Linked DNA regions of Homo sapiens: region 1 is linked to region 2. The links are chromatin contacts, found by Hi-C or POLR2A ChIA-PET in ENCODE. All regions are on one chromosome and are shown on one strand. The core of a region is the stretch at or near the end of the contact, and the rest is flanking DNA. Distances in the headings are between cores, read along the strand shown.

What was found. A loop is a pair of places that touch in the nucleus more often than their neighbours do. ChIA-PET counts read pairs that join two places held with the same protein, here RNA polymerase II (POLR2A). Pooled maps may share reads with other maps.
Region 1: a map with no recorded cell type shows a loop between it and region 2 (4-fold over the local background). The contact joins two enhancer-like sites. A Hi-C loop is called at or near these places in 4 of 168 maps with a recorded cell type or tissue (GM12878, MCF 10A, mammary epithelial cell and 1 more), 14 of 37 single-sample maps with no recorded cell type and 13 of 50 pooled maps. POLR2A ChIA-PET finds 5 or more read pairs at or near these places in 2 of 52 experiments (BJ and GM12878).

The regions. Positions count from the first base shown.
Region 1 is chr18:50,098,709-50,101,408 of GRCh38, reverse strand. The region is part of intron 1 of MYO5B (myosin VB); the gene reads left to right. Among named protein-coding and RNA genes, the nearest start is that of MIR4320, 27 kb to the left of the region's middle. RefSeq lists enhancers at 917-1,066, 416-1,615. Within about 2 kb of position 1,273, at least 3 of the 41 ENCODE cell types and tissues checked have a DNase peak (open chromatin) inside an H3K27ac peak, as active enhancers do.
Region 2 is chr18:50,355,003-50,357,702 of GRCh38, reverse strand. LOC105372114 (a long non-coding RNA gene) reads left to right here. Exons shown (of 3, transcript XR_935466.3): 2 at 1,751-1,845. Among named protein-coding and RNA genes, the nearest start is that of SKA1, 19 kb to the left of the region's middle. Within about 2 kb of position 1,267, at least 4 of the 41 ENCODE cell types and tissues checked have a DNase peak (open chromatin) inside an H3K27ac peak, as active enhancers do.

The DNA.
Region 1 (2,700 bases), core at 24-2,523, 260 kb after region 2:
AGGACTTACAGAGAAGATGGCCCCATACAGGAATATGATGGTCCAGGACTCAGGGATACCTGGCTGGTGCCTCACTAAGTACCCCTCTTCCCTGTGACCTTCTTTTTCCCTTCCATGTAGCTTTATCAAGGTACAGTTGACAAAATTGGCACTTAAGGTGTACAACTTGATGCTTTGATGTACATATACATTGCGGAATGATTATCATCAAGCTAATTCACATACTCGTCATCTATCACCTCACATAGTTACCATTTTGGGGGATTTGTTTTGTGGTGAGAACACTTAAGGTCTACCCTCTTAGCAAACTTCAACTATACAGTATGCTATTGTGAACTATTGTCCCCATGCTGTAGGTTAGATCCACGGAGCTTATTCATCTTGTAACTGATTGTTCAATACCTCCCCATTTCCCTTCCCCGGACCTGTGGTCTTCTTAAGGAACAATTGCCAAATAGTAACTGAAGTTCTAGGTTTTCATTGGCCCAAGCCCTGTCCCTCCCAAAGCAGAGTTCTGGGTGGGAAACTGCAGTTTCGGGTGATGCTGCTGGCTCCAGCTCTCCCTCAGCCACTTCCGCATCTAGGGGTCTTGCCATGCTCTGATTGATTGTTCCTTGCAAAGCAAAGACAAGAAGAAGAGAGCAGAGAAAGAGCCCAGTGCTTTAGGAGGAATCTTCAGCTCTGGTTTGGTTTGCTGATCCCTAGACCTGGAAAAGAGAGGGGAGATGCATGCATAGTATGTGGCTTTTGGCCCCCAGTGACTGTGCCTGAGCAACAGCTAGTACCAGGTAATGTCTTGGACCCTGACCAGTCAGTACGATGTGCTTTGGGGAAAGAGGAGAGAAGTAGAAAGTGGGGAGGGTGGTAGGCAGAGGGGTAAAACTTCCCTTCCCTCCATACCATGCAGGCCGTTTCTCACTTGAATATAGTTGAAGCATAATTCTGTGCACTAGTTGAGGTCTTCCTGTGGTCAGTGGGTCTGTTGACTTGCAGTAATAGATGCTTCACAGATACCAAAGGAAGCTGGGAGTCTTGTGTCTGAAAAGGTTATTCTCTCAAGCTTTTGCTGGTGCAACACAACCAGCATCATATGTTCCTGCCTTCAGTGTGACAGCTCAGGAGGAAACAAGATCCTGATTTAGCAGAAGCAGATGTCTCATAAAATACTTTAACCATGACAAAGTGAAACTGTGAATTAGTCATTTAAGTATTTACTCTAGTGAATATCCAAACAGATGTGCTCATGTAGAAAAGAAAATAAGCTCCTTCCTTCTGTCATTGGACCAATGTGCATGTGACTTTATAGTGTTCTTCCGGTTTCTAGCCAGGTTGTTGCTGAAATATCTTGGCTGTGTATCTTGGATCTGAGCTTGGAAGGCACCTATAGTGATGTGGGAGGTAAATCTCTGAAGGTTGCTTTAGGACACTGAGAATCTGTGTGTAGACTGTGGAGCCCTGGTCCTATGTCCAGTGTCCTGAACTGGCCCAGTGAACCCATGGCAGGCACACACGGGCCCTAGTAAATAGTAGTCTATATTTAGCCCTTTTGGTGGAGGATAAAGTTTATATATCTAATGTCAGGTGCCCATTGGCATCAACGAAGCCAGTTGGCTTTACAGGGGGAACATAAGTACAAGATACCGTGTATTTCTCAGCTAACTATTCTGCAAATTCATGTAAAGATGGTTGCTGAAATTATGTGGAACTTCATCCCCACCACTTAAAAGCAGCTCAAAGCTCCAGTCCTTGCCATATGTTTCCTGGGGGCCCAAATCACCCCTAATTGAGAATGTCTCACTTAGAGTAAGATCCTTGTGTTCTGTGGTGGCCTGTTGGTAGTAGAACCCCAAGAATCAACTACGTTTTACTTACAAGGCTGGCTGACTGGCTGGCTTTGCATCTAAGCCAGGCTTTTGGGAGTGGAAGGAACCATGGCATCTTGTTAGACTTCTGTTCCTCCTGTTCCCTAAGTCTCTACTGTGTGTCCCACTGTTGCTAAGTATCCTTGAAGCACAGTCTTCCTGTGTCACTTATCCACTCTGGAACATCAAACAGCTGCCTGTGTTGAGAAGCCTCCATGATCCTGTCCCACTCTACCTGTCCAAACCTACTTCTCATTATTGCTTGACATGCCTTTTTTGTTTCAGGTGTTTTGGGTTTTATTGTATCAGTTGTTCTTATTCTGAACAGTAGGTACAAAAGATATGAACACTGTTGTGTCTTAGGTTGGAAATGTGCATCCTCAGACTTTAAGAAACTCCAGATTGAGACAAGCTTGGATGCGGATTGAATTCATGGTCAGAAGATGAATTAAATGGAAAGAAAAAAAGGCAACTTGTGCTTGAAGCCTCTAAGCAGTTGCTGAGACTCATTCAGCTCTTGTAGTTGTGCTTGGATCATTCATATAAAGGCCGTTTTAATCTGTTCTTCAGATTCATTCAGGGGAGTATAAAGGTTTACAACTTTGACAGTGGGGCTGGGTGTTGACAGAGGTGACTAGGAAGCTGGTGGCCTTGGCATCCTTAGGGTTTTCTTCTGGGATTACAGGAGCTGGACTGCAAGGATCAGAGGTTCCATCATCTGAACTGCTGTCCTTTGGTGAAGGTTTCTTTCCCAGCTGCTCAGTTGACCACTGTTGGTACCTGGATTGCTTATGCTCCAAGAGCATGTATTGGAGTCATTACATTGATGATACAGAGG
Region 2 (2,700 bases), core at 18-2,517:
CTCTGTAAGAAATGAATAAGAATGTTCAGATAATCTTTATGTAGGTCCTTAAGAGTTAAGCTTTGAGTAGAGAGGCTGTTTCTTGATGATGCCAAAAGGATGAAGTATTACCATAAAGCAGAACACGTTATCTCTGAGTGCTATCAATAAAGCTCCATCCAAATCATAGCTTACTTAGAATGCTGAATATTTGTCATCTTCCTCAAACGTGAGAAAACAGATTTTGGCTTTATTGTAATGCTGGCTGGAAGGTTTACTTGCCACATGGCCACAAGGTGGCAGGGCAGTGCCATTCTTCTGGAAGCCACCAGAAAAACGCAGCTAGGACTACGTGGCCACAGGTAGGAAGTCAGCAGTGCTCTTCAAGTTTATGAAGTTGAACTTTCGCTCTCTTTTTAAGCACTCCCTTTTTCTGAAAATCAAAGTAGCACATGTTTTTAATTGAAAATGTTATCCTGGGCAACATAGTGAGACCCTGACTTTATAAAAAATTTAAAAATTAGCCAGCTGTGGTGGTACACACCTGTAATCCCAGCTACTCAGGAGGCTGAGGCACGAGAATCACTTGAACCCAGGAGGTGGAGGCTGCAGTGAGTAGAGATTGTGCTGCTGCACTCCAGCCTGAGTGACAAAGAGAGACCCTGTCTCAAACACACACACACACACACACACACACACACACACACACAGAAAAATATAAAGAATAAAACAAAAAATTCATTATCCCACCACTCAGAAACAAACATGGGATGTGTAGACCATTCCCAGCCTTCTCTGCCAATGCCACCTGCTTAGGATACCCCTCTCTCACCTGCTCTGCAACACCCCTCCTGCCTTATCTCTCTCACTTCCTCACTCTGCCTAACGTGCCTCTCCCCATCTTTCTTCTTAACACTCACTACTATTTCACAGCAGTTGTCACTGCCTCCTCTGCTAGTCCGTGAGCACCATGTGGGCAGATAGCTTGTCCTGTCAACCCCTACCACCAGGAGCAGCAGTCCCAGGATGTCAACCCACTGCATTGCAGAACTGTCTATTTCTCCCTTCAAGTCTGTCATTTTTTTGGCTTCATACATTTTGGAGTTCTGTTGTTTGGTGCATGTCTCAGTCCCTTTTGTGTTGCTATAAAAGAATACCTGAGACTGGGTAATTTATAAAGAAAAGAGTTTTATTTAGCTCATGGTTCTGCAGGCTGAGGATCTCAATGGCATGACCCTGGCTCTGGCAAGGGCTTCTGTGCTGAGTCACAACATGACAGAGAAGGGCAAAGAGGAAGCAGACGTGTGAAGAAAGAGAAACATGAGGGGTGACCTGGCTTTGTAACAACCACACTTGTAGAAACTAATCAATTCCTGTGAGAACTAATCCAGATCCAGTCTTAAAATAGGAAGAACTCACTGACTATCTTGAGAACAGCACCAAGCCATTCATGAGGGATCTGCCCTTATGACCCAAACACTTCCCACTAGGCCCCACCTCCCAACACTACCACATTGGGAATCAAGTTTCAACACGAGCTTTGGCAGGAACAACAACAACAGCAAAACCATGCCCAAATCATAGCAGTGCATATATGTTTATTATTGTTACATCTTCTTGATAAATTGACCCTTTATCAATGAATAGTGAATTTGCTTGTCTTTTGTAATTTTAACTTCATGTCTATTTCATCTGATATTAGTGTAGTTATACCAGCTCTGTTTTGGCAACTATTTGTGTGGAATATCATTTTCTGTCTGTTTATTTTCAGCCTATTTGTATCTTTGGACCTAAAGTTAGTCTCTTGTGGGCAGACAACATGCTTTTATTTTTTAATCCATCCTGCCAGTTTTTGTCTTTTAACTGGTGAGTTTCAGTTATTTATATTTAAAGTGATTACTGATAAGGAAAGATTTACTTTTGCTACTTTGCTCTTAGTTTTATATATTTGTTATGTTTTCCCCCCAATTCTTTCAATATTGCTTTCTTGTTTAATTGATTTTTTTCTAATACAAAGTTTGGATTTCCTCCTAATTTTCTTTTCTGAATATTTAAAAATTATTTTCTTAGGAGCTGCCATGTACTTTCAATTAACATCCTAACTTTTTTTTAAAATAATCAATAGTTATCTCTCTGTATCTATGGAAGGTTGGTTCCAGGACCTCCCTTGGACCCCAAATCCTCAGATGCTCAAGTCTATATATAAGATGGTGTAGTATTTGCATATAATGTACACACATCTTCCTGTATACTTTAAACCATCTCTAGATTACTTACAATGCCTAATAAAATGTAAATGTTATATGAATAGCGGTTATGCTGTACTATTTTTCAAATCCATATGATTTCTAGTCATATTATCTGTGTTGATTTTTTTCAAATATTTTTGACCTTTGGTTGGTCAAATCCTCAGGTACAGAATGTGCAGGTACTGAGAAATAATTACAATTATTATCATTATGAAGAAATTTCAATACTGTAATTGAAATTTGTATCAGGTTAGCTTTAATAATATACAAAAACTCTGCTCCTATACAGCTGTCTCTTCCTAAATTACATCTTTATACATTGTCTCCCATTAACACATATTTATAATAATTTTATGCATTTGTCTTTTAAATTATATATGAAACAAAAAGAAAATTTACAAGGCAAAAACATAATAGTGGCTTTTGTATTTACCAATGTAGTTACCTTTACCAGAGTAGTTCTTTAAGGAAA